2 separate regions of the Homo sapiens genome follow, and region 1 is linked to region 2. Evidence: chromatin loops called from intact Hi-C (ENCODE). Cell type or tissue: HCT116. All regions are shown on one strand. Each heading gives the region's core, and the rest is flanking DNA. Links, peaks and the distances in the headings are about the cores only.

What was found. A loop is a pair of places that touch in the nucleus more often than their neighbours do. Peaks named below come from ENCODE experiments on the same cell type or tissue, not always from the same donor. Only the 100,000 strongest peaks of a DNase experiment are listed, where the experiment ranks them.
Region 1: a loop joins it to region 2, with 10 times the contacts of the local background. A loop is called at or near these places in 8 of 110 quality-filtered maps.

What each region holds. Positions count from the first base shown.
Region 1 is chr5:152,341,375-152,357,613 of GRCh38, forward strand. The region is part of intron 1 of LOC105378237 (a long non-coding RNA gene); the gene reads left to right. Among named protein-coding and RNA genes, the nearest start is that of NMUR2, 56 kb to the right of the region's middle. RefSeq lists enhancers at 3,856-4,458, 9,235-9,404, a silencer at 8,463-8,562 and a cis regulatory region at 9,320. In HCT116, for the core only: a CTCF peak has its summit at 8,475 (motif pointing left); a DNase peak (open chromatin) is centred at 8,477.
Region 2 is chr5:151,645,363-151,661,601 of GRCh38, forward strand. LOC105378231 (a long non-coding RNA gene) reads left to right here. Exons shown (of 2, transcript XR_944417.3): 2 at 8,672-10,087. It overlaps LOC124901116 (a long non-coding RNA gene), which reads right to left and starts at 9,143. Exons shown (of 2, transcript XR_007059007.1): 1 at 9,104-9,143; 2 at 6,205-6,939. SPARC (secreted protein acidic and cysteine rich) reads right to left here. Exons shown (of 10, transcript NM_003118.4): 10 at 15,734-16,239. RefSeq lists an enhancer at 13,840-13,959. In HCT116, for the core only: a CTCF peak has its summit at 6,863 (motif pointing left); a DNase peak (open chromatin) is centred at 6,839.

The DNA of each region.
Region 1 (16,239 bases), core at 4,795-12,794, 700 kb after region 2:
GATCTATATCTCTGTTTTGGTACCAGTACCATGCTGTTTTGGTTACTGTAGCCTTGTAGTATAGTTTGAAGTCAGGTAGTGTGATGCCTCCAGCTTTGTTCTTTTGGCTTAGGATTGACTTGGCGATGCGGGCTCTTTTTTGGTTCCATATGAACTTTAAAGTAGTTTTTTCCAATTCTGTGAAGAAAGTCATTGGTAGCTTGATGGGGATGGCATTGAATCTGTAAATTACCTTGGGCAGTATGGCCATTTTCACGATATTGATTCTTCCTACCCATGAGCATGGAATGTTCTTCCATTTGTTTGTGTCCTCTTTTATTTCCTTGAGCAGTGGTTTGTAGTTCTCCTTGAAGAGGTCCTTCACATCCCTTGTAAGTTGGATTCCTAGGTATTTTATTCTCTTTGAAGCAATTGTGAATGGGAGTTCACTCATGATTTGGCTCTCTGTTTGTCTGTTGTTGGTGTATAAGAATGCTTGTGATTTTTGTACATTGATTTTGTATCCTGAGACTTTGCTGAAGTTGCTTATCAGCTTAAGGAGATTTTGGGCTGAGACGATGGGGTTTTCTAGATAAACAATCATGTTGTCTGCAAACAGGGACAATTTGACTTCCTCTTTTCCTAATTGAATACCCTTTATTTCCTTCTCCTGCCTGATTGCCCTGGCCAGAACTTCCAACACTATGTTGAATAGGAGCGGTGAGAGAGGGCATCCCTGTCTTGTGCCAGTTTTCAAAGGGAATGCTTCCAGTTTTTGCCCATTCAGTATGATATTGGCTGTGGGTTTGTCATAGATAGCTCTTATTATTTTGAAATACGTCCCATCAATACCTAATTTAATGAGAGTTTTTAGCATGAAGCGTTGTTGAATTTTGTCAAAGGCTTTTTCTGCATCTATTGAGATAATCATGTGGTTTTTGTCTTTGGCTCTGTTTATATGCTGGATTACATTTATTGATTTGCGTATATTGAACCAGCCTTGCATCCCAGGGATGAAGCCCACTTGATCATGGTGGATAAGCTTTTTGATGTGCTGCTGGATTTGGTTTGCCAGTATTTTATTGAGGATTTTTGCGTCAATGTTCATCAAGGATATTGGTCTAAAATTCTCTTTTTTGGTTGTGTCTCTGCCCGGCTTTGGTATCAGAATGATGCTGGCCTCATAAAATGAGTTAGGGAGGATTCCCTCTTTTTCTATTGATTGGAATAGTTTCAGAAGGAATGGTACCAGTTCCTCCTTGTACCTCTGGTAGAATTCAGCTGTGAACCCATCTGGTCCTGGACTCTTTTTGGTTGGTAAACTATTGATTATTGCCACAATTTCAGAGCCTGTTATTGGTCTATTCAGAGATTCAACTTCTTCCTGGTTTAGTCTTGGGAGAGTGTATGTGTCGAGGAATGTATCCATTTCTTCTAGATTTTCTAGTTTATTTGCGTAGAGGTGTTTGTAGTATTCTCTGATGGTAGTTTGTATTTCTGTGGGATCAGTGGTGATATCCCCTTTATCATTTTTTATTGTGTCTATTTGATTCTTCTCTCTTTTTTTCTTTATTAGTCTTGCTAGCGGTCTATCAATTTTGTTGATCCTTTCAAAAAAACCAGCTCCTGGATTCATTGATTTTTTGAAGGGTTTTTTGTGTCTCTATTTCCTTCAGTTCTCCTCTGATTTTAGTTATTTCTTGCCTTTGCTAGCTTTTGAATATGTTTGCTCTTGCTTTTCTAGTTCTTTTAATTGTGATGTTAGGGTGTCAATTTTGGATCTTTCCTGCTTTCTCTTGTAGGCATTTAGTGCTATAAATTTCCCTCTACACACTGCTTTGAATGCGTCACAGAGATTCTGGTATGTGGTGTCTTTGTTCTCGTTGGTTTCAAAGAACATCTTTATTTCTGCCTTCATTTCGTTATGTACCCAGTAGTCATTCAGGAGCAGGTTGTTCAGTTTCCATGTAGTTGAGCGGCTTTGAGTGAGATTCTTAATCCTGAGTTCTAGTTTGATTGCACTGTGGTCTGAGAGATAGTTTGTTATAATTTGTGTTCTTTTACATTTGCTGAGGAGAGCTTTACTTCCAACTATGTGGTCAATTTTGGAATAGGTGTGGTGTGGTGCTGAAAAAAATGTATATTCTGTTGATTTGGGGTGGAGAGTTCTGTAGATGTCTATTAGGTCCGCTTGGTGCAGAGCTGAGTTCAATTCCTGGGTATCCTTGTTGACTTTCTGTCTCGTTGATCTGTCTAATGTTGACAGTGGGGTGTTAAAGTCTCCCATTATTAATGTGTGGGAGTCTAAGTCTCTTTGTAGGTCACTCAGGACTTGCTTTATGAATCTGGGTGCTCCTGTATTGGGTGCATAAATATTTAGGATAGTTAGCTCCTCTTGTTGAATTGATCCCTTTACCATTATGTAATGGCCTTCTTTGTCTCTTTTGATCTTTGTTGGTTTAAAGTCTGTTTTATCAGAGACTAGGATTGCAACCCCTGCCTTTTTTTGTTTTCCATTGGCTTGGTAGATCTTCCTCCATCCTTTTATTTTGAGCCTATGTGTGTCTCTGCACGTGAGATGGGTTTCCTGAATACAGCACACTGATGGGTCTTGACTCTTTATCCAACTTGCCAGTCTGTGTCTTTTAATTGCAGAATTTAGTCCATTTATATTTAAAGTTAATACTGTTATGTGTGAATTTGATCCTGTCATTATGATGTTAGCTGGTGATTTTGCTCGTTAGTTGATGCAGTTTCTTCCTAGTCTCGATGGTCTTTACATTTTGGCATGATTTTGCAGTGGCTGGTACCGGTTTTTCCTTTCCATGTTTAGCACTTCCTTCAGGAGCTCTTTTAGGGCAGGCCTGGTGGTGACAAAATCTCTCAGCATTTGCTTGTCTATAAAGTATTTTATTTCTCCTTCACTTATGAAGCTTAGTTTGGCTGGATATGAAATTCTGGGTTGAAAATTCTTTTCTTTAAGAATGTTGAATATTGGCCCCCACTCTCTTCTGGCTTGTAGGGTTTCTGCCGAGAGATCCGCTGTTAGTCTGATGGGCTTTCCTTTGAGGGTAACCCGACCTTTCTCTCTGGCTGCCCTTAATATTTTTTCCTTCATTTCAACTTTGGTGAATCTGACAATTATGTGTCTTGGAGTTGCTCTTCTCGAGGAGAAACTTTGTGGCGTTCTCTGTATTTCCTGAATCTGAACGTTGGCCTGCCTTGCTAGATTGGGGAAGTTCTCCTGGATAATATCCTGCAGAGTGTTTTCCAACTTGGTTCCATTCTCCACATCACTTTCAGGTACACCAATCAGATGTAGATTTGGTCTTTTCACATAGTCCCATATTTCTTGGAGGCTTTGCTCATTTCTTTTTATTCTTTTTTCTCTAAACTTCCCTTCTCGCTTCATTTCATTCATTTCATCTTCCATTGCTGATACCCTTTCTTCCAGTTGATCGCATCGGCTCCTGAGGCTTCTGCATTCTTCACGTAGTTCTCGAGCCTTGGTTTTCAGCTCCATCAGCTCCTTTAAGCACTTCTCTGTATTGGTTATTCTAGTTATACATTCTTCTAAATTTTTTTCAAAGTTTTCAACTTCTTTGCCTTTGGTTTGAATGTCCTCCCGTAGCTCAGAGTAATTTGATCGTCTGAAGCCTTCTTCTCTCAGCTCGTCAAAATCATTCTCCATCCAGCTTTGTTCCGTTGCTGGTGAGGAACTGCGTTCCTTTGGAGGAGGAGAGGTGCTCTGCGTTTTAGAGTTTCCAGTTTTTCTGTTCTGTTTTTTCCCCATCTTTGTGGTTTTATCTACTTTTGGTCTTTGATGATGGTGATGTACAGATGGGTTTTCGGTGTAGATGTCCTTTCTGGTTGTTAGTTTTCCTTCTAACAGACAGGACCCTCAGCTGCAGGTCTGTTGGAATACCCTGCCGTGTGAGGTGTCAGTGTGCCCCTGCTGGGGGGTGCCTCCCAGTTAGGCTGCTCGGGGGTCAGGGGTCAGGGACCCACTTGAGGAGGCAGTCTGCCCGTTCTCAGATCTCCAGCTGCGTGCTGGGAGAACCACTGCTCTCTTCAAAGCTGTCAGACAGGGACACTTAAGTCTGCAGAGGTTACTGCTGTCTTTTTGTTTGTCTGTGCCCTGCCCCCAGAGGTGGAGCCTACAGAGGCAGGCAGGCCTCCTTGAGCTGTGGTGGGCTCCACCCAGTTCGAGCTTCCTGGCTGCTTTGTTTACCTAAGCAAGCCTGGGCAATGGCGGGCGCCCCTCCCCCAGCCTCGTTGCCGCCTGGCAGTTTGATCTCAGACTGCTGTGCTAGCAATCAGTGAGATTCCGTGGGCGTAGGACCCTCTCAGCCAGGTGTGGGATATAGTCTCGTGGTGCGCCGTTTTTTAAGCCGGTCTGAAAAGCGCAATATTCGGGTGGGAGTGACCCGATTTTCCAGGTGCGTCCGTCACCCCTTTCTTTGACTCGGAAAGGGAACTCCCTGACCCCTTGCGCTTCCCAGGTGAGGCAATGCCTCGCCCTGCTTCGGCTCGCGCACGGTGCGCGCACACACTGGCCTGCGCCCACTGTCTGGCACTCCCTAGTGAGATGAACCCGGTACCTCAGATGGAAATGCAGAAATCACCCGTCTTCTGCGTCGCTCACGCTGGGAGCTGTAGACTGGAGCTGTTCCTATTCGGCCATCTTGGCTCCTCCCCCCGACAATACCTTTTTAAAAAATGGATTTGGCAGATGGATCTATGGGCAAGCTATAATGCTTAACATTTATTGAGTGTAAAACTTGTTTATACCATCAATTTAAGCCCCTTTTAATACCCCTTTACATGTTATTTTATTGATTCCTCACAATAGTGCTTTGAAGAGGACCCTATTGTTATCCATTTCATATTTGAACAGACTGGGGCACATAGAAGTTATGTAAATTGCCCAAAGTCACATTATTAGCAAATACAGAGCCATGATTGGAGCTGAGCAATGTAACTGCAGGATCTGTCATACAAATTACACCCTGTATGGCCTCTCTAGAGGAAAGAGAGTGCCTTCAGGGATGGTTGAAGGCTCAGCATTTTTGCATGTCTTCCTATACTACCTGACTATATGGCTCCACGATTGCAGCTATCCCAAATGACCTCAAGTTGGGTACCTAAACTGATTGTCGAGAGGGATTCTGGAAGGATAAGGGCATGAGATACTGGTAGTCCCAGAGAAGCACCGGGAGAGTAATCCCATGGTGGCAGCAGTAGAAAGGTCTTGGAGATTTGGGTGGCTAAGGAGCCTTCTGATCATGGAGAAGCTTGGAGGACCCATCTATGAAAGGGCTTTCTGGAACAGGACTGCTGGAGAGATTGTAAAAATTGATGCACCACCTATAGAATTTACCCAGGGTTTTGGGGATGCCCCTTTCCACTGGGGGTGAACCCAAGTTGCCTTCCCGGGATATTTCCCTGTTGCTTAAGCAGCAATATAGAAAAGTGGAATGATTTCAGGCTCTAGGGTCACGCAGGCTTGGGCCCTTAGCTAAGCTTGACTCTCAGCTCTTGTCCCACCTGGAAGAGTTTCCTAATGTCTTTGAGCCCCCTTTTCTCCTCTGTGAATCTGGGGCAAGTACAACCATCTACCTTAAAGGGCTGTTGTCAGAATTAAATGAAATAATGAAGGTTTGCAAGTAATAAGCCCTTAGTATATGGTAGCTGTTTAATTCCCTCTTACCCCAAGAAAGATCATGCCCATCATTTTCAGAAATATTGCTTGACCCAAACAGGTTTTTGTTCTCTTGCCAGACTCTCTTATACTTCCTTTCTCTAACCTGCATCTTCTAACAGAAAATGAGCATTGCTTCTCTCAGTTCTACATAAACTCTGCTCCTTCAAGGAACCAGGGAACCATTTCCAGCCAGCACTTAGTAAGAAAGAGAGAGAGTAAGAAAAAACTTTAATGTAGTGGTGTGCTGGAGCTATCCTGTACTATCTCATGAAAGCCAGTTGTTAATTGTTTAAGAATTTTGTGAGCTGGTTGATTTCACTTTGCTAGCTTGAAATGGATCTAGGTGGGAATATTTATACTACAGAAATTGTCGAATATTACAACTTAGAGTTTCTCTTTTCTTTCTTCTCTTCGAGAGCTTGTTTTAAAACATTGACCAGCACACCAATGAGTGTTAATAGTTAGAAAGTGATAGTAGTTAGGAAGCATACTATTTGTCAGATGTTGTCCAAAATCTTTACATATAGTAGGTTGGTACAAAAGTAATTGCAGTTTTTGACATTCCAATACCAAAATTTTTTGCTATTACCGTACCAAAAACCTCAATTACTTTTGCACCACCCTAATACTAATTAATTCTCACACCTTTTGAGGTGGTTATTATTATCCCCATTTTGTAATGAGGGAAGTGAGAAAGTGAGTTGCCAGAGGTTATGTAGCTAGTTAATGACAGAATTGATATATAAACTAAAGCAGACTGGCTCCAAGGCCTGCGTTCATAGTCAGCTATTCCGCCTCTTGAGGATTCTTGTGAGGATTTAATAACTTATGTAAAGACTTGGCCCAGTCCTTGGTGCTTAGTAATTGCTTGATAAATATTAGCTGTTATTATTTATATCAAGAGTTCTTAAGTTTTTGAGGTCACGAAAATCTGATAAAGAAAGCTTTAAATATCCTTTTTTCCAAAAAGATGTACATTTGTTTAGTGTGTACCTAAACACACACACACACACACACACACACACACACACGTGCGCGCGCGCGGTGAGATATAACCTTAGGGGATTTCTGAACTCTTGGACACCCATTGATTCTAACTCTACCTTTTGGGGGCCACGTATAAGGCAGCCAGTCTCTCCTATTTCCCCATACTGTCTTTCAGTGCTCCAAAGATAGGGATCAAATTTCCTTTGTGTTTATCTTTTTCCAGTAGAACATCCATGTTTCTTCACCTTCTCTTCAGGGGCTGTTTGTGTACCCTCCCAAGCCACTTGCCCTCCTGCAGGTGTGCCCTAATTTCCTTTGCTTCTCATGGTATGAGACCCAGAGTTGTGTAGTCTTTTAGCCTTCTTCATTTCCCCTGATCTCTGTCTACCAACTGGTATTTTTCTAGTTCCTTTTTTCCTCTGGTGTCCTAGCTCTAGAGGACTTTACAAGTTCTCTGGCATCTAGGATATAAAGTTGAGCTACAGTTTTAACACCCCTAACTTCACACACACACACACACACACACACACACACGCACGCACCAGTATACATCTTACAATCAAACCATAAAAGAATTCTGAATATGTGAACACCTATCTAGGGGCTTCTTTACTTTCTTCATCTGGGCTTCAATGAGCTGTAGACATCTACTTTGGCTTTCTTCTGTCTTTTAAACCAGTGGCCCCCAACCTTTTTGGCACCAGGAACCAGTTTTGTGTAATTTTCCCATGGATGGTGGGCATAGAGGGGCAGGGTCAGGATGGTTTGGGGATGAAACTGTTCCACCTCAGATCATCAGGCATTAGATTCTCATAAAGAGCTCACAACCTAGATCCCTTGCATGTTCAGTTCACAATAGGGTTTGCACTTCTATGAGAATCTAATGCTGCCACTAATCTGACAAGAGGTGGAGCTCAGGCGGTAATGCTCGCTCACCTGCCGCTCACCTCCTGCTGTGCAGCCCACTTCCTAACAGGTCATGGACTGGTACCAGTCCGTCCGTGGCCTGGGGTTTGGGGATCCCCGTTTTAAACTTTCCTTGTACCCTCATTTTGCTTCCTCAACCCCAACTGCCTGACAGCATGTCTGCTCTCTAGCCTTGAATTCCAGTCTTACTTTCACTCAACAAAAGAAGAATAACAACTAATAAAAATTGCTTAGACTTTCTATGTGTGTACAATTTTGTATACATTCTCATTTAAACCCATGCAACAAACCTATGATATAGGGGTTTCAAAGGAAATGGAAGCTTAGAGGGATTAAGTAACTTGCCCAAGTTTTCACAGCTAATAAGTGGCTAAGCTAGAATTCAAACCCACTTTTAGGAGCTCTATCTTTGCATGCTTTTCTTTGGTGTGCACTGACTCCTTTTCCTGTATCGCGCATCTAATCGTGGTCTGACACATGGTCCCATCCTGAATATCTGTATTTATCACCGGGCTTTAGAAGTTCATAGTGTTAATAAGACATAAAGAGATTTCAGTCACTGGGTATTGGGGGAATTCTTGCAGGTGGAGGATCTCTCAGGATTGTGCAAATACTGCCACACAAGTCCCACCAACCCCACCCCAGCCAACCAACCATGTGCCTCACTGACTAGGTCAGAGCTCGTTAAGACTCATCTTCCCTTTTCTTCAGTCCCAGAAAGAAATGGGACTAAAGCCTTTATAGAAAATAAAGCCATCCCTCCCTGCAAAAGGACCCTGAGCTGGATTTTTGAGAGTCCAGAAAGCTTTTTGTATAAGAAATGTGATTTTTAAAAACCTGACAGGTAGGCATCCTTCCAGCTTTCTGTGGCTTACCAACGGCCCCTAGTGGCCAGTGGCTCCAAGTGCCACGAGCTGTAAGTCTTGGCTTCTTTGGTGCTAGCTGCATGCCCTGCAGAGTTCTATTGCACTGCATTAATTCCTGATCAACATATTTTGCAGTATTGGGACAGAAAAAATGATGAAGTCTAAAACTCTGGGCAAAGAAAGCATTATAATGGGTGATCAAAGCTATAAAATTGGCAGGCTTTCACGAAGGCCTCTCCCTTTTTAACATTCCAGACCACACACTTATGCAGTAGCCAATATTGTTATCTCTATGAGGTTCAGAGAGGCTGCTATGTAAACTAGGCTACACACTGGTTAGCAGGAAAGAACACCCGGGTTTGTGTGCGCACCGGTCTATGTAAACACAGGCTCTAACATTTGTCAGGCATGTCTAAAGCAGCATGTAGGTTGTTTATTGGCAAAGCAGTCATCTGGTTTTGGGAAATAATGGCAGCTACGATTTAAGATTCACTCTGTGCCAGGCACATGATAAATGCTCTTATGTGAAATATCTCATTCACTCTTCATAGCCACCACTGTGCAAGATAAACACCTCCAATTTGCAAATGAGAATTCAGTCTCAGCAAGGTCAAAACTGCCCGAGGTCACATAGCTGAAGTGGAAGAGCTGGAAATTAGGGCCCAGGTTCTTTGAATCCAAAGCAATAGCTTTCATTTACCTTAATACATAGCATGTGTGTTCTCCTTCAAGCAAATCGAAGTTGTTAGTCTTTAGCACACACTCACCAGAATCATTCTCTTCCTGTCTCCTAACCCGGCTGTATGCTGGTGAGCGTTCTGGCTGATAAGAGCTCAGGGACTGTTGGCTGGGTGCGGTGGCTCACGCCTGTAATCCCAGCACTTTGGGAGGTTGAGGTGGGCAGATCATCTGGGAGGCTGAGGTGGGCAGGAGTTTGAGACCAGCCTGGCGAACATGTCGAAACCCTGTCTCTACTAAAAACACAAAAATTAGTCAGATGTGGTTGTTACATGCACCTGTAATCCCAGCTACTTGGGAGGCTGAGGTAGGAGAATTGCTTGAACCCGGGAGGTGGAGGTTGCAGTGAGCCAAGATCATGCCACTGCACTCCAGCCTGGGTGACAGAGCGAGACTCCATCTCAGAAAAAAAAAAAAAAGGAGCTCAGCAACTGTGGACGTCTGTTGGCCAGTGCCCCTCTCAACATAAGACTTTATACCTGGGAGACTATTTTGTGTGTGCCCAATGTGCTCAGAAATCCTCTCTAACTGCTGTGGGGTGTGGGTGGCTGCTTTGGAAGGGTCATTGGCAACTCACTCATTTCCTGGAGACTTGGAGGGTTTTAGTTAGGGAGGCATGTGGACACTGCTGAGTCTAGTGGTCATTAGGCAGGCTTTGGAGTCAGGAGACATTAGGAGTTACTAAACCATTCAAGACTCAGTTTCCCAATCCATAAAATGAATCTTGTGGGGTTGTGGTAAGAGTTAAATAGGACAATACATAGGATATTCTTAACATAGCACCTGTCACAGAGTGCCTTGCTAATGTGTTCATGTGTGAGGGACACACTGTGACTCGATATAGCTCCCTGGGAAGGTTTCAACAGCAGCACTAACCACTGAGAGACCTGGCCCCTTGTCAGGTGTCAGCAGATGAGATTAGGTTTTGTTTCCCTTGAAACACAAATCAGTTAACTTACGGGTTGAAGCAAAACCAACATACTGATGGAAAAAAGCCAGAAGCAAAGAAATCCCTCTCCTAGGGATAAACAGGTGGAGTGAAATAGTGACAAAGTCTTTATTGGGAGCCACATCCCCCAAATCCCTTGCCAGGAGAGTATTGACTTTTGGTAGGAACAGGGGACAGAGCCATGAAGGAATGAATTTGCCTCAAAAGGAATTGCCATGACTTAATGGCTTTATTGAATCCTTGGTTTTTAGCCCATTGATTCCCATTTACTTTAATTCAGAGCTATGTAGGAGCTGCACCATTACTTTGCTTGGTCATATTGATTAGTCAATATCCCTCCTCCTCTTGCCTAGGGTTTGTCCTTCTTCACATATCACCATGTATCTCTTGCTCCTGTTTTCTGTCGTCATTTCCCCCATTGCAGTGACTGTGTTACATGCACATGCAGGTGGTCTTGGCAAACCCTTGGAAGGCCTTGCTAACTGGAAATAATGGCACCAGGCAGCTGAGTGGTGCCACCTCACCATTAGGCTCTTTGTGCTAGTTATAACCATGCTTTTGCTTTAGGACTTGTCTTCAAGCTTTGAAAAAAAAAAGCTTTTAATTTTTGCATTCCTTTGGATGACAATTTCTATGTAGCTGTACTGGGAGGTTTTATTTAAGGCATGTTTTTCAAATTTTAGTGTGTACCAGATCACCTGGGAGCTTGTACAAAAGGACATTCCTGGGCCTAACTACTTTGACTCAGTAGATTCTTGCCTCCTCCCCTTTTAAAAATTGAGATAAACATGACATAAAATTAAAATGAACTATCTTAAAATAAACAATTCAGTGACATTTAGTACATTCACAGTCACGTGCAGCCATCACCGCTGTCTGTTTCCCAAAACAGTTTTATTACCCCCAAGTGAGACCCTATATCAATTAAGCAATCACTCCTATTCCTCTCTCCTCCTTGCCTTTGGCAATCACTTATCTGCTTTCTGTCTTTGTGAATCTACCTATTCCAGATATTTCATCTAAGTGGAATCATACAATATTTGTCCAGTTCCTCTGGCTTATTTCTCTTAGCATATTTTGAGGTTTGCCTATATCTCAGTACCCCATTTCTTTTTATCGCTGAATAGTATTTCATTTTATACACACATTTTGTCATTTAAGGAAGGACCTCACTTGGTTCTGCAGCTGGTGGTCTTTGGTTCAGCTTTGGGAATCATTGCAGTGGAGCTGGGTGTGCCCCCAGGCAACCTGATACCTTGTCAGAGCAGATTCTGGAGAGTGCCAGGCCCCAGCTGTCCCTTGGGTGTGACAGACCTTCAGAGATGGGCCTAACAGTGGATGACCAGGGTGTGTTCAGCCTAGCAGGACAAGTATCAGGACAGAGATAGAGACCCAGGTAAACCCAGTGAAGTGAGGGTATAACAACAGTATTGCTCTCATAACATTGTTGTTTAAATTAAATAAAGTAATTTATAGTAAGTGGTTGGTATAGATCCTGGCACAGAGAGAGTAGAGTGAAGCCAAAAGTGGCCATGATTTTCATTGCTTTTCCAAAAAAGGGGTAGTGTGCAGCTGGAGTCTGGCACGACTGGTGGGTAACTCGTGTAGACAAAGGGAAATGCTCTCAGCAGGGCCAGCCACTGTTCCAGGATTCTATAGTATTTCCAAGAGAATTTATGAGAATAAGACATGGCCCCTGGTGAGGGAGAAACAGGGTACCCAGTTTCCAACATAAGACGCTTAGTCCCAGCAATAAGGCAGGAGTCTTGTCTTAAAATGGAACATATTGTCAGAATAAAAGCAGTCACAAGGCTAAACTAATCAGTATCCAAATTGCTTGTCTGATTTCCCTACTAGGTTGTGAGTACAGGGAGGGTAGGGTTTATATCTGTCTATTTCCCTGCTGTGTTCCTAGCACATAATATAGAGTATGAACTCAATAAATATCTTTTCATGGATGGAAGGATGGACGCTGTGTTACCTGTCTAATGCCTCAGGACTGATTCATATTTTCTGAATCAGTTCCTCACACTGTTGGAGGAATATACTCTGCTCTTAGAATATTTGTAAATCTGATAAAAAATTCTCTAAAGTGTGCACATTTTTGATCCAGCAGTTCTAAGTATTTAACCTAAGGAAATCCCTAGAGGATCATAAAGATTATGACTCAATAACATTAATTGTGACATTATTTAGAATAGTGAAAACAGTGGAAATAATCCCCTGTCCAACAAAAAGGGATTAGTTAGCTATATTATAATACTTATATTCAATAGTGTTTCAAAGCCATAAAAATAATGAAGATTGTTTAATAACATGAAAAAATGATCAAATTATGCAGTTAGTGAAAAAAAATGCAAGTTACACAACATTTTTACATAATGCTACTCTGTGTGTGTGTGCTTGTGAGTATAATACTGGAAAGATTTATCTTTGCTGCTGCTCTGATTACAGGTTATTTTCTTTTCAAGCTTTTTTGAGTTATTTCTGAAATTTCCAGTGTCTTTATTTTGAACCTGTGGTAATAACTTAGGTCTTTGACTTCTAGAGTGTGTCTGAACCTGCATGGGGTACTGAGTGGCTATAGCTGTGGGGATTAGAAAGCTTCAGGGAAGGGCTAGAAACACCATTAGGCAGGGCCTCTGCAACATTCCAAGGATGGGATGTGCTGTTCTTGCAGGAGAGAGAACGTTGTCCACCATCTTTCGTGTCGTGTCCTCTTTCCTCTCAGATCAAGTGTTAGCATTAAATACTTTTCAGCCTGTAGTAGCTTTGATCTACATGGAGACTGGATCCATGTTCTGGCCTCCTAACTCCTGAGATAATCAGTGGCAGATTGGTTTCAAAAAGATAAATTTAAACCTTGTATAGGATGAATTGACCATGCAAATTAATTCTGTCCTGTGTTCTGGAAGATTAAAAGAAGAAAGTCTGGGCTGAGAAAGTGCAAACGGAATTAAGTACTTCTATTTAATGGGAAACAAGATGATATCTCTTTAGGACTGGCTTTTTATATTTTCAGTCAACCGATTATAAGTAACCTCTTGTCCAGGACTGAGGCTTTGTTCCTGGGCCAAGTGTGTCTGTCTGGTGAGGTTAGGTTCTCCCCAGAGGCTCTTGGGATTTTTATACCAGTACATGACTCCTGCAGTTCCTCCAGAATTCCTCAGTTTGATAGCATCCTAGAGGGGAACATGATTTACATTTATTTTGGGACCTCCATAGAACTTACAAACCGACAGTGGTGATGTGTTGTGTGTGCTTTAAAGGGGAAGGATAGGTGCTAAAGGGAATAAGCTCCACGAGTTCTCTGAAAGTAAATGTTTCATTTGAGTCATTTTGGTGGTTGCTTCCACCAATGACCAAGGCAGTCCCTTGATTATAAAAATGGCTAAACTTTCACTGAGTGATTGTTATGGGTCTAGCATTGTGCTAAATGTTTTACATGACATATTAGAGTTCTCCAGGGAAACAGAACCGATAGAGAGAGAGAGAGTGAGTGAGTGTGTGTGTGTGTGTGTGTGTGTGTGTGTGAATAGGTGGAGAGACAGAGAAATAGAGATTTACTATAAGGATTGGCTTAAATGATTATGGAGGCTAAGAAATCCCAAGGACGGCAATTGGCAAGTTGGAGACCCAGGAGAGTCAATGTGTAGTTCCAGCCTGAGTCTGAAGGTCTGGGAACTAGGAGAGCCAGTTGTGTAAGTTCTAATAAAAAAGCTGGCAGGCCTGAGACCCAAGAGGAGCCAAAGTTTCAGTGCTATGGACTGAAGATTGGAAAAGACTAATGTTCTAGCTCCTGCAGTCAAACAGGAGAAGTGTCCTCTTACACAAAGGAAAGTCAGCCATTTTGTTCTGTTCAGGCCTTCAACTGATTGAATGAGGTCCACTCACATTAGGGAGAGCAATCTGCTTTACTGGATCTCCTGATTCAAATGTTAATCTCATCCAAAAACATCCTCACAGATACACTCAGAATAATGTTTGAGCAAATGTTTGGGTACTTTGTGGCCTTGTCAACTTGACAAAATAAACCATTGCACATGGATTATATAATTTAACTTACACAATCATCTTGCAAGGTTATCCTTGTTTTCATTCCTGTTTTACAGACGATGAAACTAAACCTTAGAAGGTTTATAGTTAGGATTCAAACCTAAGATACTGATTCTGGGGGCCACATCCTTAACCATTATGCTATAATAAATGCTTTAAAATTGATTACTTACCAACTTCTCAGATATAAATTTAAGAAAAATATAATCACTAACGATAGATTATATAAGACATTCATTAATACCTATATAATGAGTAGATAAATATACTGTTAACACCTTACATCTTCCCTCCAATAAATTCATGCTTTGCACATTTCTCTTTACTCTGGAAGAGTGTTACTGAGCAAAATTTGGTGAGTCTGTTGAGAACCCAGTTTCCCTTTCTTAATGAGTGTCCTAGGTCATACCGGTTGCATTTTAGGAATAAATAAATTGGTACATTAAGGTGTGGAGGCAGTAAAGACTCTCAGCATTGAGATATTTGTGTTGTGAAGAGATTGTGTAAACAGTTCATAGAAATTTGATTATTGGAAATAAGTGAAATCATTTCCTAGGGATTGTCTTGAGTGGATTTGGATGAGGTTAGAGTCAGCTAAGCTCATTCCAGAATCTCAAGAGTAATGGCTCTCTGGGTTGATCATTAGTAGTAAGTGATATGTCTTGGAAATATGCTATGCAAATCAAATCCTGTTTTCCTATTAATTTTTATGCTTCTCTAAGATATCCTTCAGTGGACATTACTGTATTCTCTCCCATCTCCACTCAGTTTTTATCTTTGAAATAAATGCCTACAGGTAGGCATAGAGTGCTCTGAATTTGAAGAGCTGCTTTGGAAAAGCAAATTTACCCTCACAGTTTATTATAAGTTGAGTTTTTAAAAATTATAAATTTCCTTAAATCAGGGCACATCTGGATTTCTAAGAAAGCATGGGAGGGAATTCTCTATTAAGGTGATGTGATATATTTTAATATGCTATCTATCCAACTAGTTAATACTTAGTCGACTAGGTTTGGTTGATTGTTTCAATACTTTGAAAAGTACCAAGAGAACAATAAAGCTATTTCAATTTGGAAGTAGGGGAAAGTAAAAATAAGCAATCTTGTTGAAATATTAACTTAATTAGGATTGACTCAGCTGAGAGGAATTTGGGGCTTTAGTGGCCCAGGCTGGAGGGAAAGGCTGGCCTGATCCTGGGTAAAAGTTCAATTTGTCCAAGTGGTAACTCCAGGCTAGAATAAGACCCATGTTCATCATTTGAGGGAATTCAACGCAGGCAAATTTTTTATTTGTGAGAAACCAACCCCATTCATGCTAGTTCAAGGAAAGGAGCGTTTTGAAAGTTTACAGGGGCACTTCACAAAAATGAAACAGTATACACCCTGCGTCAAAAATTGTATATTTTGCTTAAAATGTTCTAAGGATAGAATTTCCTCTTCTGTCTGTTTTTGTCTCTCTCTCTGGCTGTATTAAAAAATGTTAATAGGCTTTCTCTGGCATTTAACTTTCTGAGATAACTTCTCAGTAAGAACATGGCTGAGAATGACTGTTTTATCCCCGATTCCATGTAACTTTCAGTATAAATATTCGCTAGTCTCTGATCAGGGATTTTTCTTTTCTTTGTTCAAACTTTCAAGGTAGAACATTAGCTTGTTAGGCAGTTAGTAGGTTGGCTTTCCTTGTATTGGATTTTTTGTGTGTGTTAAGTGGGCTATAACTTCCAGTGGATCCCATGCTATAATAAAACACACCTACCTTGACTCACCCCTTCAACAGGGGCTGGTGAGTGGAGGCTTCTTCTCTGAGAAGAGATTGCAGGGTTACCTGTATCGCAAAATTATGTACCACAATGAGTTCCAGCAGGGCCTCCTCAAAGAGTGGTATTCCTCTGAATCACAAGGTGTCACGTGTCTGAGAGCTCAGGAGACAGGATTCATTTCTCAGAACAAAGGGATTGATGTATGTATGGTCAAAGCTCCAGCCCAGTAAGCTCGGGTTCAGTACAGAATCCCAATATCAGAAAGGGAATAGGG
Region 2 (16,239 bases), core at 3,382-11,381:
CTGCCTCAACCTCCCCAAAGTGCTGGGATTACAGGCATGAGCCACCGCACTTAGCCAGCTAATTTCTTAAAAAGCAAATTATCTGAAAGTTTAAGGACATATCAGGCTCATCAGTTGAAATTCCTGTGTCCATTCCTGCCAGTGTGGACATACCACGCTGGAATGCCATTATCCTTCAATCTTTGTTCAACAAATACCTCCAGCCCTGGTGAGCTCTCCCTTGTGCAAGCCCCTGGTGCTCTCTGGGTCTTGGATTCTTCATCTATAACAAGAATGGAGTGAACAATTACAGTGACTTAGTTTCCATCCAGCTCCAGACTTGGATCAGGGCCTCCTACTGTGTGCTCAGCACTGTGCCAGGGTATAAAAGAAGGCACCGTGATCCCCCCGACTTCAAGGAGCTTGAGGATGAGTTGGGGAGACATGTCATAATCAATGGTGACACAGGGTGGCCTATGTAACACGCAGGTGAAGAAAACAGCCACCGGAGCTCAGAGGGCAGAAATTTGCTGTGGACCGGAAAGGACTTTAGCTGAGCCTTTACAAGCAGATAGGCTTTGACTAAGGAGAGAGGAAGGCAAAATTACATGCACTTTGGAGGCCTATTCAGCACCCTTCAAACTAAGCTCCGGCAACGTTCTTGGGCTTCATTTCCATCCCTGAAGCAGCAGAGGATGAATGGAACAAACCTTTCCAACAGAACCAGGGACTATCTGGTCCCATTCTACTGGTGCCATTATTTGTTGCATTGGGTTTCTTGTAGGTATTTTCAGTTGTTGACCGCAGGGAGCAGGGTGTGGACAGCTCTGAGTGTGTTAGCTAGAATATCAGAGCCTTGCTGAACTTGCTCATTTTCTGCCCATCCCAGCTGTCCAAGCACTAGAGGCAGCCCCCTGGGTCCACCCCACCCCACCCTTCAGGCAGGCAAGATGAAAGGACGGTGGCTCACATTGTGTAGTCTAGTCCCCCAGGAGGTGCCTCTGATGCCAAGTATTCCTGTGGCTAACAAGCCCTGGTTGCAGGGGTGGTGGGCAGGGTGGCACAGGGAGGTAGGGGGTAGCCCTCTCTCTCCTCCTCAGCTTCCTAAAAGCCATCTGTTCCAGAACCCAAGCATTGCTTCCCGCTACACCCAAACCACCGCTACACCCAAACCCGTGGGACTGGTTATCCCCAGCACACACAGCTCTCTGTTGCTGCTTGTGTTTGTTAGTTGGCATTTGAACAGTTCTCTGTGGTTCAAGTGTGAGGGTGGCCTGGGGCAAAATGAGATTGGCAGAGGTTGGCATGGATACCACACCTCCTTCCCACTCTCTTACCCACGAGCCCAGACCCCTAAACTTCCCCCTATATAACAAACACCACCATCGCCTGGAACTCCCTTCCCCTTCAGGACCCCATTCTTTACTTTTTCAGATGGCTTATTGGAGAAACAACCTCTTCTAAGGCATGAGATGTTGCTAAAGTTCTTTTTCATAGGGGTCCTCTGTGGACAGCACACCCAGGACTCATGAGAGGATAATGGCTGGAAATTACAGGCATGTGGCAGCTTCTGAGGGACAGATGGAAGTAGGTTATCTCCTCTGCTCTTACAGTAAATCTTAAGTTTTTCTATACATTGTCACCTAAGGTATGTAAGATTTTCTTTTCTTTTTCTTTCTTTCTTTCTTTTTTTTCTTCCTTCTTTTTTTTGAGTCAGGATTTCCCTCTGTCGCTTAGGCTGGAGTGCAGTGGTACCATCACAGCTCACTGCAACCTCTGTCTCCCTGGCTCAAGCAATCCTCCCACCTCTGCCTCCAGAGTAGCTGGGACAATAGGAGTGTGCCACCAAGCTTGGCTATATTTTTTTTTAAGAGATGGGCTCTCACTAGGTTGCCCAGGCTGGTCTCAAACTCCTAGGCTCAAGCAATCTGCCCGCCCTGGACTCCTAAAGTGCTGGGATTATAGGCGTTTAGTGCCTGGCCCTCTATTCATTTTCTATTCAGCAGACACTGGGGTGCACTGGCCTAGCAGGGGTGAGAACTGACTTCTTAATCAACTCAATGACTCATGTGCCATGTCATCTTCCCTTTTGGGAGAACCTCAGTTTTGTTGTGTGATGGGGTTTCATTGAGTTATTGCCACCGGGCTCACAATTTATGAGGCAGTTCTCTATTTTTTAAGAACTACCCATGAAGCTAGGAGACATGAGGTTCCTCCTGACTCACTCTGTTTCTCTGCTATTTGTGGTGGCTATCATGGAGGTAGGGCACTTCACAGTTTGCAGGGTGTCCAGACTGCCCTGACTTGATTCAGTGTTCAACAAATATTTTTGAGTATCTCTGAAGTGCTCGGCATGGTGCAGGTTCTGTGGATACAAGCATGAGTGAAGTAAGTGGTTTGGAAATAATGTGCTACGGAAACGAACAATGTATTCAAAAGGTGCACAATGGCCTGGAGCAGTGACTCAGGCCTGTAATCCCAGCACTTTGGGAGGCCAAGGTGGGCGGATCACCTGAGGTCAGGAGTTTGAGATCAGCTTGGCCAACATGTTGAAATCCCATCTCTACTAAAAATGCAAAAATTAGCTGGGGGTGGTCGGGGGGCGCCTGTAATCCCAGCTACTCGAAAAGCTGAGGTAGGAGAATGACTTAAACCTGGGAGGCAGTGGTTGCAGTGAGCCGAGATGGTGCCACTGCACTCCAGCCTGGACCACAACATGAATGAAACTCCGTCTCAAAAAAAAAAAAAAAAAAGAGAAAAGGGGGGTGCACAAGTTCCTTGCAGATGGAACTTAAGCTATAAGGTGGGAATGAATACAAAGAGCCCAGGGAGGAAGGTAAGATGAGGATTACCACTCCCATTTTACAGAGCAACCTTGGAGACACCGACTGACCATTCTAGACTGACTGGTTAGAGGCTCCCTCCCTGAGAAAGTGGTGTTTTAGGAGAACACTTCCTAACAAGAAGAAGCCAGCTTTGGGAAGAGCTAAAGGCAGCTTGCGCAAAGGCCCTGAGGCAGGAACCAGCTAGGCCACTGGGTACATTTGAAGACCAGAAATAAGGTCAATGTGTCTGGAACTTAGCTACTGCAGGATATGAGATTCAAGAGAAAAATAGGGTTGAATCATGAAAAGCTTTAGGGATTTTGTTTTGAGTGTAACAAAAAGTCATTGGTGGTTTTTGTTTTGTTTTTGTTAATTGTACCTTTTTAAATGATCATGCTAGCTGCTGTAATATTGTCACCAGCACCACTTTGTACCTCTTTTTTTTTTTTTGAGATGGAGTTTTTCTCTTTCACCCAGGCTGGTGGGAAGTGGTGAGATCTCAGCTCACTGCAACCTCCGCCCCCCAGGTTCAAGCAATTCTCCTCCCTCAGGCTCCCGAGTAGCTGGGATTACAAGTGTGTGCCACCACACCCAGCTAATTTTTGTATTTTTAGTAGAGACAGGGTTTCCCCATGTTGGCTGGTCTCAAACTCCTGACGTCAGGTGATCCGCCCACCTCAGCCTCCCAAAGTGCGAGATTACAGGCGTGAGCCCCTGGACCTGGCCCACTTTGTGCCTCTTTGGCACACCATTCACTTTGTAATCAATGTAAATGAAGACCTCCAGAGCTGTGCAAGGTGGAGCAGTCCCTATAGTTCTTCCCAAGCCCTATGTGCTTTCAGGATCTGAGAATCTAGTGTTAAGAGACTTTGGGTTGGGAAGAGTCTTCCCTAGGGGCTTTAATGATGTCAATCCTAAATCTTCTTGGAGAAGCCCAATGGGAGTGCTGGCCCCTCCAGGGTGTCTTTATTGATCTCTGTAAACACTCCCTTCTCCCAAGCTCTTTCATCCGAGAGGCCAAGCCAAGTGGAGGCAGACGCTCACTCACTCTCTCCTCCCTTCAAGCTGACACTCTGTAAGCCTTTAAGCAGCTTGTAACTCCATCATCTCAGCGCCCCTTGGAAGCGAGCAGCGTCAGATTAAGCGAATCTGGGATCCGGGTGCTGAGGAATTTGGGGCCTCTCAGGTCTCTTGGCAGGAGTAACAAGTACCTGCAGAGACTCTTCTTCAGAACAAGTGAAACTAATTCCTTCCAGGGGCAGAAAAAGGCATGTTTTTGGCAAAAGACTTCATAAGATGTTATCTCAACATCTTATGAAGTTGGAGCCCTAGGAGGGAAGGCAGTTGCTAAACCAGGTGGGAAAACAGATAGGGTGGGAGGGAAGGACTTAGGTAGGTTCCCACACTGGTTTGGATCCAGGGCCGCCTCTGGAACTAGGTTTCCTGGCCTGAGGAGGGTGGCCTCATGCCTTTTCCACTCTCCTAGGACTAGACAGGGAGAAAGAAGAACGTGGAAGGGAAGGAAGGGGAGAAGAGAAGAAATGAACTGCTTAAGTTCATGGCCCCATTCTACTCCTCAAGCTGGACAACTTAGTGGAAAGAGTTGCAGATGTAAAGTTACAGATGCAAGGAAGCTTCAGCATCATCCAATCTAACCCTCTTATTTCTTTTTATTTATTTATTTATTTATTTGAGACAGGGCCTCCCTCTGTTGCCCAAGCTGGACTGCAGTGGCACAATCTTGGCTCACTGCAGCCTCCTCCTGTGAGGTGCAAGCAATCCTCCCAGCTCAGCCTCCCACGTAGCTGGGACTTCAGGTGCATGCCACCATGCTCAGTTAATTTTTTTTAAATTTTTTGTACAGACAGTATCTCAGTATATTGCCCAGGTTGGTCTCAAACTCCTGGGCTCAAGCAATCCTCCCACCTCGGCCTCCCAAAGTTCTGGAATAACAGACATGAGCCACTGTGCCCAGCGAAGCCTCTTATTTCATGGATGAAAAGACCAAGGCCCCCAAGATGAGTACTTCCCAATGCTGACCAGAAGATGAGATGGCCTTCTCCTGTGCCAGAGGAAGTTAAAAGTGATGCATTTTGAAGGAAATTTTGGCAACATTTGTCAATGTTTTAGACACACATACATTCTTTGGCCCAGCAATTCCACTTCTGGAACTTCATCCCACAGAAACCCTTGTACATGTGTACAGAGATGTATGTACCAAGTTGTCCTCTGTAGTGTGCTTTGTCAGTGCAAGACACCTCAAGAGACAGTAAAGGGTGTGCTTAGCAGTAAGTGCAGCATTAAACTGCTACATTGGTATTACAAAATACCATGCAGCCACCAGAAGGAAGGAGGCAAATATATCTCATTACTATGGAAAAATTATGAGTGATATTGATTGATTGATTGATTGAGATGGAGTCTCGCTCTATCGCCCAGGCTGGAGTGCAGTGGCATGATCTTGGCTCACTGCAACCTCCGCCTCCCAGGTTCAAGCGATTCTCCTGCCTCAGCCTCCCAAGTGGTTGGGATTACAGGTGGCTGCCACCATGCCCAGCTAATTTTTGTATTTTTTTTTTTTTGAGATGGAGTTTTGCTCTTGTTGCCCAGGCTGGAGTGCAATGGCACAGTCTCAGCTCACTGCAACCTCCCCCTCCCTGGTTCAAGCGATTCTTCTGCCTCAGCCTCCTGAGTAGCTGGGATTATAGGCACCTGCCATCACGCTCAGCTAATTTTTTGTATTTTTAGTAGAGACAGGGTTTCACCATGTTGGCCAGGCTGGTCTCCAACTCCTGAACTCAGGTGATCCACCCCCACTTGGCCTCCCAAAGTGCCAGGATTACAGGTGTGAGCTACCATGCCCAGACTAATTTTTGTATTTTTAGTGGAGATAGGGGTTTCACCATATTGGCCAGGCCAGTCTTCAACTCCTGACCTCAAGTGATCCGCCCACCTTGGCCTCCCAACATGCTGGGATTACATGCGTGAGCTACCGTGCCCAGCCTATGAGTGATATTTAAAATTAAAAACAAAGCATGGCTGGGAAAGGTAGCTCACTCCTGTAATCACAGCATTTTGTGGGGCCAAGGCGGGTGGATTCCTTGCCCCTAGGAGTTCAAGACCAGAGTGGGCAACATAGTGAGATCCCATCTCTACAAAAAAAAAATTAGTTGGGTGTGGTGGCACACAACCTGTAGTCTCAGCTACTCAGGAGGCTGAGCCAGGAGGATCACTTGAGCCCAGGAGGTCGAGGATTCAGTGAGCCCGTGTTTGCACTACTGCACTCCAGCCTGGGTGACAGAGTGAAACCATGTCTCAAAAAAAAAAAAAACAAACAAATAAATAAAAGCACATCAAATATATTGTGTTATCCCACTGATCCAACAAAAAAATGTGTATATGCTTATGTATTATTTTATTTTTATAGTTTAATATGTATATTTCCAGAAAGATATGCAAGAAATATTCATAGTTAATTTACTTCATTTTACACCCTTATGCACAGTTTGAAGTTTTTGTTTGGTAGATTTTTATCACATGTGTATTACTTTCATTGCAAAAAGAAAATTGAGATGGAATTTGCTCAGCTGGGATCATGTAGTCATCCAGTTACTTTTGGGACTGGAACCAGACCAGGTCTCCTGACTTGTCTCTTTTGACTTTTGCGCACTGCCTTCTCTTCTAAGCTCAACAACCAGACTTAGGGCAGAGAGGGCTCTGCCTCCTTTCCATCTGTCCAATGGCTGAGAACTGGGGGTATGAAACTGTCAGTGCTCAGGGATGATGACATTCTAGGTTTTTGGGCTTCTGCCTATTGGATTCCTTTTCTGGCTGCACCACTAAAAGTAGATAATAAGCAAATGACAAATTCCTTCTCTTTTCTGAGACTCAGTTTCCCCACCTGCATAGTGGTAGCGTGGGTGTGGGTGGTGAAGTGAAGCTCACTCCTTCAATGTCCTGAGAACCTTTTAGCTGATGCTGCTGCTCCTCCAGGCTTGGGAGCATGGGGCTCAGGAGTTTTCATTCCTTGAGCCAGGCTTCCCCCTGCTGGTCTCTGCCAGTAGCGCTCGGTAAGCTTCCAGTAAAGTGTTCTAACTGGCCGTTGGTGGGGCAGGAGCTGGAGAAGCTCGACATCCTGCAGTGGGTGAGACAGTTGTGCACAGTGAAGAATTGTCTCACCTCCTGCATGGCTTTCCAATAAACAGATGATCTGAGCTTGGAACGAACTCCCCTTTACAAACATCAACAAAGTGGTTTGGGTTTGTGCTGTTTTGTGTTGTTTTGCTGTGTTTAGAGATGGTCTCTGTTGCCCAGGCTGGAGTGCAGTGGCATGATAATACCTCACAGCAGCCTCCAACTCCCAGGCCCAAGAGATCCACCCACCTCAGCCTCCCATGCACCTGGGACTACAGGCTGGTGCCACCACACCTGGCTTGTTTTTGTTGTTGTTTTGCATTTAAGATATATTGAATTGCAAAGACCCTGTAAATCAAGGGATGCTTGAACTTAGCTTGGTCCAGAGCAAGAGTTGTTCACCATCTCACAAAATCATGTCACCAGTGCCACTTGTGTGGGAATCACCTTTTCAACCCACTTGTGTCCATCTGCATTTGTAGCCATAACTCTTTGCGAGTATGTAACCAAGGAGCTCTGAGACTTCTGTTTAACAGATGGAGAACTAAATATTACTAAATTAGCACAAAGATATATGAAATACAGACACTTTATTTCATTTATGAAGGCTGTTTAAAATATATATTATTGCCATGTTTTATGTTTTTAAATTTTTGGTAGCACAATAAGAAAGCTATATTGTGAAAAATTATGTTCTTATTTATGTATCTTTTGGTTGCCTGTTTTTTTTCAGCCTGACTGATACTGTCCCCAGATATCTACCACATAAATTCTCTATGCCCCTTATAGTGTAATTTTTCTTTTTCTTTTTTCCCTCAATCATCTTGTGGTCCCCATCACCTCCTAAAGGATATGGTCTCCAAGTGTTTTGAAGAATCAGAGGCCAAGTGTATCTTGGACATGTGGGGAGTTGCTATGGGCCTCCACGACAGTATGAGTGGCTCCAAGTCCTCAAGTGTCACTAAAGCTCAAGATTTTGACCCTATGCTTATACACAAGGCCCAACTCATTTGCAATGCTCACACCTCTCCTCATCTTCCCTTCTTCCACACTTTGTAATTTCTTTTGGTATGCCATTCCCTTCTCAGTTAACCTTATTACCCTTCCTCTGTTAGTATACATGAATAAGTCGGGTCTGTTCTTTACCTTAATCCATACCTCTGATCTTTTTTTGTCTGTACTTCCTAGATGGGTATGACTTCTGCTCCATCTATTCTCTTAAATCTAAACTTTATTCTTCTAAGTAGGCATACACATCTGACAATTTCATTATATCTTCTAAAGAAGTCATGCCTCAGCATTTACATACTGAAAAGTTTTGTTTTATTTTTATTTTTATTTTTAGATGGAGTCTTGCTCTGTCACCCAGGCTGAAGTGCAGTGGCACAATCTTGGCTCACTGCAACCTCTGCCTCCTGGTTTCAAGCAATTCTCCTGCCTTGGCGTCCCGAGTAGCTGGGATTACAGGCCCCTGCCATCACACCCGGCTAATTTTTTGTATTTTTAGTAGAGATGGGGTTTCACCATGTTGGCCAGGATTGTCTCAAACCCCTGACCTCGGGTGATCCGCCTGCTTCAGCCTCCCAAAGTGCTGGGATCACAAGTGTGAGCCACCACCCCCGGCCGAAGTTATGTTTTATGATAACTACTTGCATTTCTCCTTTCATTTTACAGTTAAGGTATCATATTGATTTGTTAAATTTAATTTATCTTGTCTATGAATTTTATTGCAGAGTAGTATGAAATATTTGTATTCACTTAAAGTGGAAAGACAATCTGCACACCTGGAGGAGATATTTGCAACATTTACAACTGGCAAAGGTTTATTACCAAGAATATATAAAGAAGTCTTATAAATCAACAAGAAAGAAGAAAAACAACAGAAAGAAATGGACAAAAGAAAAAGCATTTTATAAAAGAAGAAATGCTCATGGCCAGCAAACATATGGAGATGTTCAAACTCATGTGAAATGTAAATCAAGACCCAATAAGATAAGCTTTTATGTCCACTAAAATGGCAAAATGTTAATAGCTAGACAATCCAAGTATTGGAGAACATACAGATCCATGGGATCTCTTACATATCGCTTATAAGGGTACGCATTAGGACATAGGACACTCACTTAGAAAAAGTGTGGCATTATCTTGCAAAATCAAACACTCACATAGGCTGCTGTGCAGGTCCTGAGTCTGTTTGCCCTCAGATCCACTCTTTGCTATGCCCTTATGTCCTCAGTTTTCCAGCAGGATCTCGGCAGCCATGTCATCTTGCTTCCAGTTGGGCTCAGTTAATAAAAGAGAGAGAATGGAAGGTGGAAAGAAGGGAGAAGCCAAGGTGTTTCTCACCAGCACCCTCCCCTTCTCCTCTCAGGTAACATCCCCTGTGGTGGCCACAGCTCTCCGATGGGTCCAGTTCCCACAGGAAAGCCAGCCATGATTCTAACTTCTACCAGGTGACCCTGGCCCTGGGCTCTGGTGACACTAACCTTTTGTTTCTCTAGTCCTGGGGAGGGGTAGTAACAGCTTCCTGCTATTATTAATTTATGGATTGCCTCATTGCCTCCTGTGAGGCTTCTCAGCTATTGATTACCATACTACTCAGCAATAAAAAGGAAAAAACTATTGATACATGCAACAACTTTGTCGGACCACAAGAGAATTTTACCAACTAAAAAAGCCAGTCTCACATTGTTACATACTATATGATTCCACTTACATAACCTTCTAGAAATGACAAAATTATTGAGGTGAAGAACAGATTAGTGGTTGCCAAGGGTTAAAGACAGGGTTGGGGTTGGAGAAAGAAATCAGTGTACCTAAAAAGAAGCAGCCAGAGGGATCTTTGTGGTGACGGGACAGTTCTGTATCTTGATTGTGGTGGTGGTTATACAAATCTACGTGTAATAAAGTTTTATGTGTGCATAGAACTATGTACATACTCAAACAAATGCATGTAACCCTGGTGAAATCTGAATAAGGTCTGTGGATTGTGCCAATACCAGTGACCTGGTTTTGATACTGTATTATAGCTATCTAAGACATTATTATCAGGAGAAAATGGGGGAAAGGTACATGTACTTTTCTGTACTATTTTTGCAACTTCTCGTGAATCTGTTACTATTTCAAAATTAAAAGTATCTGAAAATCCATAGAGTGGTTTCTGTTTTTTCTGATTAGACCCTGACTGATACTCCTACAACCCCACAATTCCTTCCGCTCCTAGATGTATATTTACCTAGCAGATAGGCCCCAGAGAAACTCATAAATGCATGTGTAGCAGTTATTCATGACAGAAGAAAACCCAACCACTCATAAATAGGAAAATAAATAAATTGTGGTACAAACACGAACAAAATCTTATACAGCAGTGCAGATGAATGTAATATGCTATACACAGCAATATGGATAAGCCTGAACTCATAATGCAATGTTGAGTGAAAAGGGCAGGGCTCAGGACATTATTTATAAGTGTTTTATCAATGTAAAAACACAGCATTTGTTATAAATTTTAAAATTACCTAAAATGATACAACATATTGCTTAGATATATACAGGTGCATGTGTGGGTGTGTTTTTGCTTATGTTGCTGTGATATTTATTATTATTTTTTCCTAATCACTAGAAAATGTGGGAATTATATTAATTGTTAAACATAAGGGAAGGATAGGTCAGGCGCAGTGGCTCATGCCTGTAATCCCAGCACTTTGGGAGGCCAAGGCAGGTGGATCACCTGAGGTCAGGAGTTCGAGACCAGCCTGACCAACATGGAGAAACCCCGTCTCTACTAAAAATACAAAATTAGCTAGGCATGGTGGCACGTGCCTGTAATCCCAGCTACTTGGGAGGCTGAGGCAAGAGAATCCAGGAGGCGGAGGTTACGGAGAGCCGAGATTGTGTCATTGCACTCCAGCCTGGGCAACAAGAGTGAAACTCCGTAAAAAAAAAAAAAAAAAAAAAAACCATAAGGGAAAGATAAACACAAAATTCAGGAAAGTGGTCACAGAGCGGACAGGATAGAGAATGAACATAGGTGTCGCCACTGTTCCAGTTCTCATGTGGGGAGGCAGGCTCATGGGTGTTCAATATATTATTTGAAAGATGATAGATGATAGATAGATAGATAGATAGACAGGTTGATGGATAATGGCTAGATGATAAATAGATAGATATATAGATAATAAATAGACAATTGATAGATGACAGATATAGATGATTGATAGGTAAATAGATGATTGATAGATAAATAGGTAGCAGATAGATTGATTGATCGACTGATAGATAAAAGCAAAAGAGAGTCATGCAAAGACCAACCAATGACAGTGAGTCATGAATCAAGGATCACAACGAATGGCTCTACGACTTGAGGTCTACTGCATTATCTATGTCTCCATTTATTATTAAAAGGAGGTATGGAGTCTAATAACTCTGGGACCTCCAATCTAATGAGAACAGAAATCCATGTGCTCTCGGATTCAGAAAACTGATGCCCATTCTTGTGCCCCATCAGGGTTCTTCTGAAAGCTTTTTGGTTTCTCAGACTCCAGTATCCATCTGTCCTATCCCTAGGTTCCAGGCTTTTTCTACTCTGGACTTGCCAACCTCTCATTAGTTAATTCATTTTCTTAACACAACTTGCTCAGCATTTAGTATGTATCAAGTGCTCAGACCTGGAGACACAGCAATGAGCAGAAGACACCAGGTCTCTGTCCTCATGGAACTTACATTTTGTAGTTTGGTGGGGCAGACTGGGAGGGGGTGAAAGTTGTTCGGGAACAAAAGCAAATAAACAAGATAATAATTACAGCTTGTGGTCATTGGTATGAAGGAGAGATGGGAGTGAGAGGGGCAGGCAGCAAAGCCTTTCTGAGAAGGAGACATCTGAACTGAGAAGCAGAGGGTGCAGAAAAGGCAGGACTAAAGCTGGGGAAACAGTGCAGTTCCAGAGGGGACAGCGAGTGCAAAGGCCTGGAGGCAGGACAGACTTTGGCCTGTTTCAGGAACAGAAAGGAGGCCACTATGCCTGCAGTGTACTGACTGAGGGCATAGTGATAGCAGACTCCAGAGGTCATTTACAGGGAGGGCACCAGCTGTGACCAAGATACAACCTGAGTCTCCTGGCACTTATTTTCCTGTTTGCACAGATTGCTTGCTTCCTGGTGGTCATAATTTCCTCTACTTCTCTGAATCTTACCCACTCCTATAGACCAGGTCCTGCCCATCTCCTCCCAGAAACTTCCTCAACTCTCCCAGCTCTTGGGTATGGGGGGCACCTAATATGTGTTTGGCAGTGGGTGACTCTCTTCACTCTCTTACCTCCAAGCCAGTATTTCTTAAGGTATGGCTTTCTGACCATCTGAATTACAATCCCCTAAAATCTACCTAGGTTTTAAAAGTATTTTTAGTGAAATATTTGAATTATGGTGAATAGAATACTGATCATTCATGTACTTAATATCTGCTTCTAAGACCATTACCATTTGTCCATATTTGCTTCTGTTTTATTTTCATTTTTTAAGAAACAAAACACATTACAAATACATACATGTGCTTATCAAAAGGTCCCAATCTGGACCTACTCACTCAGAATTCCTGGAAGTAAAGCTAGGAATATGCGTTTTTGCAGATTTTACATTCCTTCCTCACTCCCCTTCCCTTACCCACAAAGTTTTTTTTTGTTTTTTGTTTTTGTTTTTGTTTTTGTTTTTTGAGACAGAGTTTTGTTCTTGTTGCCCAGGCTGGAGTTCAGTGGCGTGATCTCGGCTCACTACAACCTCCACCTCCTGGGTTCAAAAGATTCTCCTGCCTCAGCCTCCTGAGTAGCTGGGATTACAGGCACGTGCCACCACACTCAGCTAATGTTTTGTATTTTTAGTAGAGATGAGGTTACACCATGTTGGCCAGGTTGGTCTCAAACTCCTGACCTCAGGTGATCCACTTGCCTCAGCCTCCCAGAGTTCAGGGATTACAGGCATGAGCCACTGCACCTGGCCAGTGGTTTTTATACACAGTGAATATTGACAATTACTGATAGTGCCATTTTCAATCTTCTCATCCAAGTAGTTCTTCCTTATAGCTAATCCAGGGGGTCTTTGCTATGCATGAGAATCCCCTGGGGAATTTTTTTAAAATACAGATGTCCAGGCCCCTCCCTAATCTAGTAAACCAGACTGGGCAGGGATGTTAGGAATCTCTGCCATTAAAACCTTGCTGGTGGGTTTTTAACGGTAGCAGAGGTTGGGGCAGAGGAGGACCCACCTCCTGTCTGAAACACTCCTGGTGATCATCAAAGTGAGGATTCAGATGTCCTTCCACTTGCTGTCTCCCAGAAGGATGTCAACAAGCCTTTCCTATGCCCCTGCGGAGTACTGGGCAGGGCTGCAACCGAAAGATATTGGTCAGGCATGATGGAGAAGCCCTGACCTATGTCCGGGATGCAGTTTGAGCTCAGACATTAACTCAGTGGGTGGACTTGGAGGTACGGTTGGCAGATCTAGCAAAGAAATAGGATGACTGCTTAAGTTCAAATTTCAGATTTCCAACAAATAATTTTTTAGTAGAAGTATGTCCTAAATGTTGCATGCGACGTATGTGTACTACAAAATGATTTGCTGTTTATTTGAAATTCAAATTTAACTAGGAGTCTTTTATCTGGAAATCCTACTTGAGGGAGTATCTTCCGCGTCTCTGAACCTCTGAACCTGTTTCCCCATCTGGGAAATGAGAGGGCTGGACTAGATGGCCTCTGTGGGTCATGACAGCTTAGAGGTTAAGATGCATTGCGCAGGTCTAGGAGATTTTCTTCTCAGCCCCAGCAGGGGGAGCCCTAACCCGCCTCAGCCGCTTCACCAGCTAATGGCTCAGCCAGGAGGCAGCCGGGTCCCGCTGGCTCTGGGGGGCCGTCTGGAAACCAGGTTGTAAGACCTGGGAGAGTCCAGGTTTGCTCATCCCTAGGACAGCCTATTCAGAAGGAGAGAAAGGGAGATCAAAGTCTCTGAAGATAGGACCATCTCAGCCAGCGCCCCATCTGCCAAGATTTAGAAGAGAAGACTGAACCCCTAGAGGGGTAGGCACTTTTCCAGGTTCACACATCTGTCCTGAAAATTAGATTCCTATCACCCTGTCCAGGACTCCTTTGCATCTTTAGAGTACCTATGTTTTTCTGTTTCCAGCTGGAAGTGTTTAACCATTGCAGTCCTGTAGCCAAAACCAATGCAGACCCCAACCAGCCCAGTAGAGCCTAACAGGAGTGAGACAGCCCCGCGTCCCTTCACAGAGGGAGTGTGGTCTGGAAGAAGGAAACATTATGACTCATGGATAAAGTACCCGTCTAGGCAGTGAGGAAAGAGCAGACCCCTCACATTTAAGTTGGGAGTGGTAGTTGATGATGATGATGATAATTATTATGGTGACTATAATGATTATTTATTGGCTTTCTCTATGCTGGGACACAACAACCTATGAGACAAGGATCATTATCGTCAGGATTTTTACTGATGAGGAAACAAGTTCAGAGTGTTGGGTCATTGGACTAATGAGATTCCATCCAGTTCTGCAGCAGGAGTGGGAGGGAGGGCTGCTTCCATTCTCTGGCCCCTTTGACCTGGGTGCCTCCAATTTCATCAAGAGCCTGGCCAACTCCTCCTCAATGAAAGGTACAGGGGGCCAGGATTATCTCCAAAGGACCCACACCTTCCCATGAAGAGTCAGTGCCTAAAGGAAGGGATGCTCACCACTTCAGTTTAGGAGATGATTTTAGGAGAGTTACGAATTTGGCATTAAGATTGAATTAATTACAGTTCAATTATCCTTTGGTCTTTCTATCAAGGAGAACATCTCTAAGATTTCTTCTTGAAACAAGAAACAGCATTCTTTAAGAAGCATGAGGCAAGGCCAGGCAGGGTGGCTCATGCCTGTAATCCCAGCACTTTGAGAGGCCGAGGCGGGCAGATCATGAGGTCAAGAGATCGAGACCATCCTGGCCAACATGGTGAAACCCCGTCTCTACTAAAAATACAAATCTTAGCTGGGCCTGGTGGCACACACCTGAGGCAGGAGAATCGCTTGAACCCAGGAGGCGGAGGTTGCAGTGAGCCAAGATCACGCCACTGCACTCCAGCCTGGTGACAGAGTGAGACACCGTCTAAAAAAAAAGAAGCATAAGGCACATTTATAACTGCATAACATTGTTTTTTCATTGTATGTGCATTTTTACCATATTTACCTTTAAGGTTTATCTCTATGGTAAATGATACTAATTTTTCATCTAAGGTAATGATACAATTTATTTTAAATGTTAAAATTTTTGTTTTTTTTTTTTTAAAAAAATTGATTTGAAGTGGGGAGAAGGACAGATAGAAGGAGGATATAGAAGCTCTACCCTTAAGGGTTCTGGATTCTGAGGGACCCTGTTAACTCAGCTGATGAATTTTGCTGAAGCCAGCAGGGCATGCAGCCCTACCCTGTCCTCCCGCCCGGGGCCCTGAGCTGATTCATACATCATGGCTCTTTGATGCTGATTTTTTTTTTTAAACTTTGGAGCTCCCTATAGTGAAACATCCAGATATGAGGGAGGAAGCTCCAGGTTCCAGTTCTCCCCCTTTATCGGTGCCTCATCACATGACCAAGTCACCCAAGCTCCCTGAACGTCAGTAAGTTGGTGGCAGAGCTACCGTGATAGTAACATGTATTCCATGTATGATCTGCCCTGGGCTGACCAAGGGACAGACTGCATCATTCAGTCCACAGGGCAAATGTTACATCTCCCACCTACCTGAAGGAGCACCCGGTCCAAGTCATTTTCCATGATAGTTCTCTGCTTTATTTCCTTTACAGCACGTTTTTATCAGAAACAGTATTGCAAATTTATGTGTGGTCTGCCTGCTAGAATGTTAGAAAGCTCCAGGGGAGCAAGGATCACGCACGCTGCCTACTCATAAGATCCCCTAACACATTGCAGGTACCTGATGAATGTCGCCGAATGACTGAATGAGCCAATGCTGAAATTTACTTCAATTCCTCTCTCTACAGATTCCTAGAGATTATGAGACTAGTGCTGGGCTTGCATTCCTCAAATGGCCAGCACCAAATGGGCCAATCTCTCCTACTGCTCGCCCTCCCACTGTGTAGAAGAGAACACCAGAATACAGTTTGATTTTTTAGGAGCTTTTATTGTTTTAGTAATCTTAACATAACTTAAAATAAGAGAGGGGAAATGACATCTGGAGATCTAGGTATGTGGCCCATTGCAATTGAGCACATTTCTTGGGTCTGTTTCTCTATCTCTAAGGGGAGTCTCAAAACC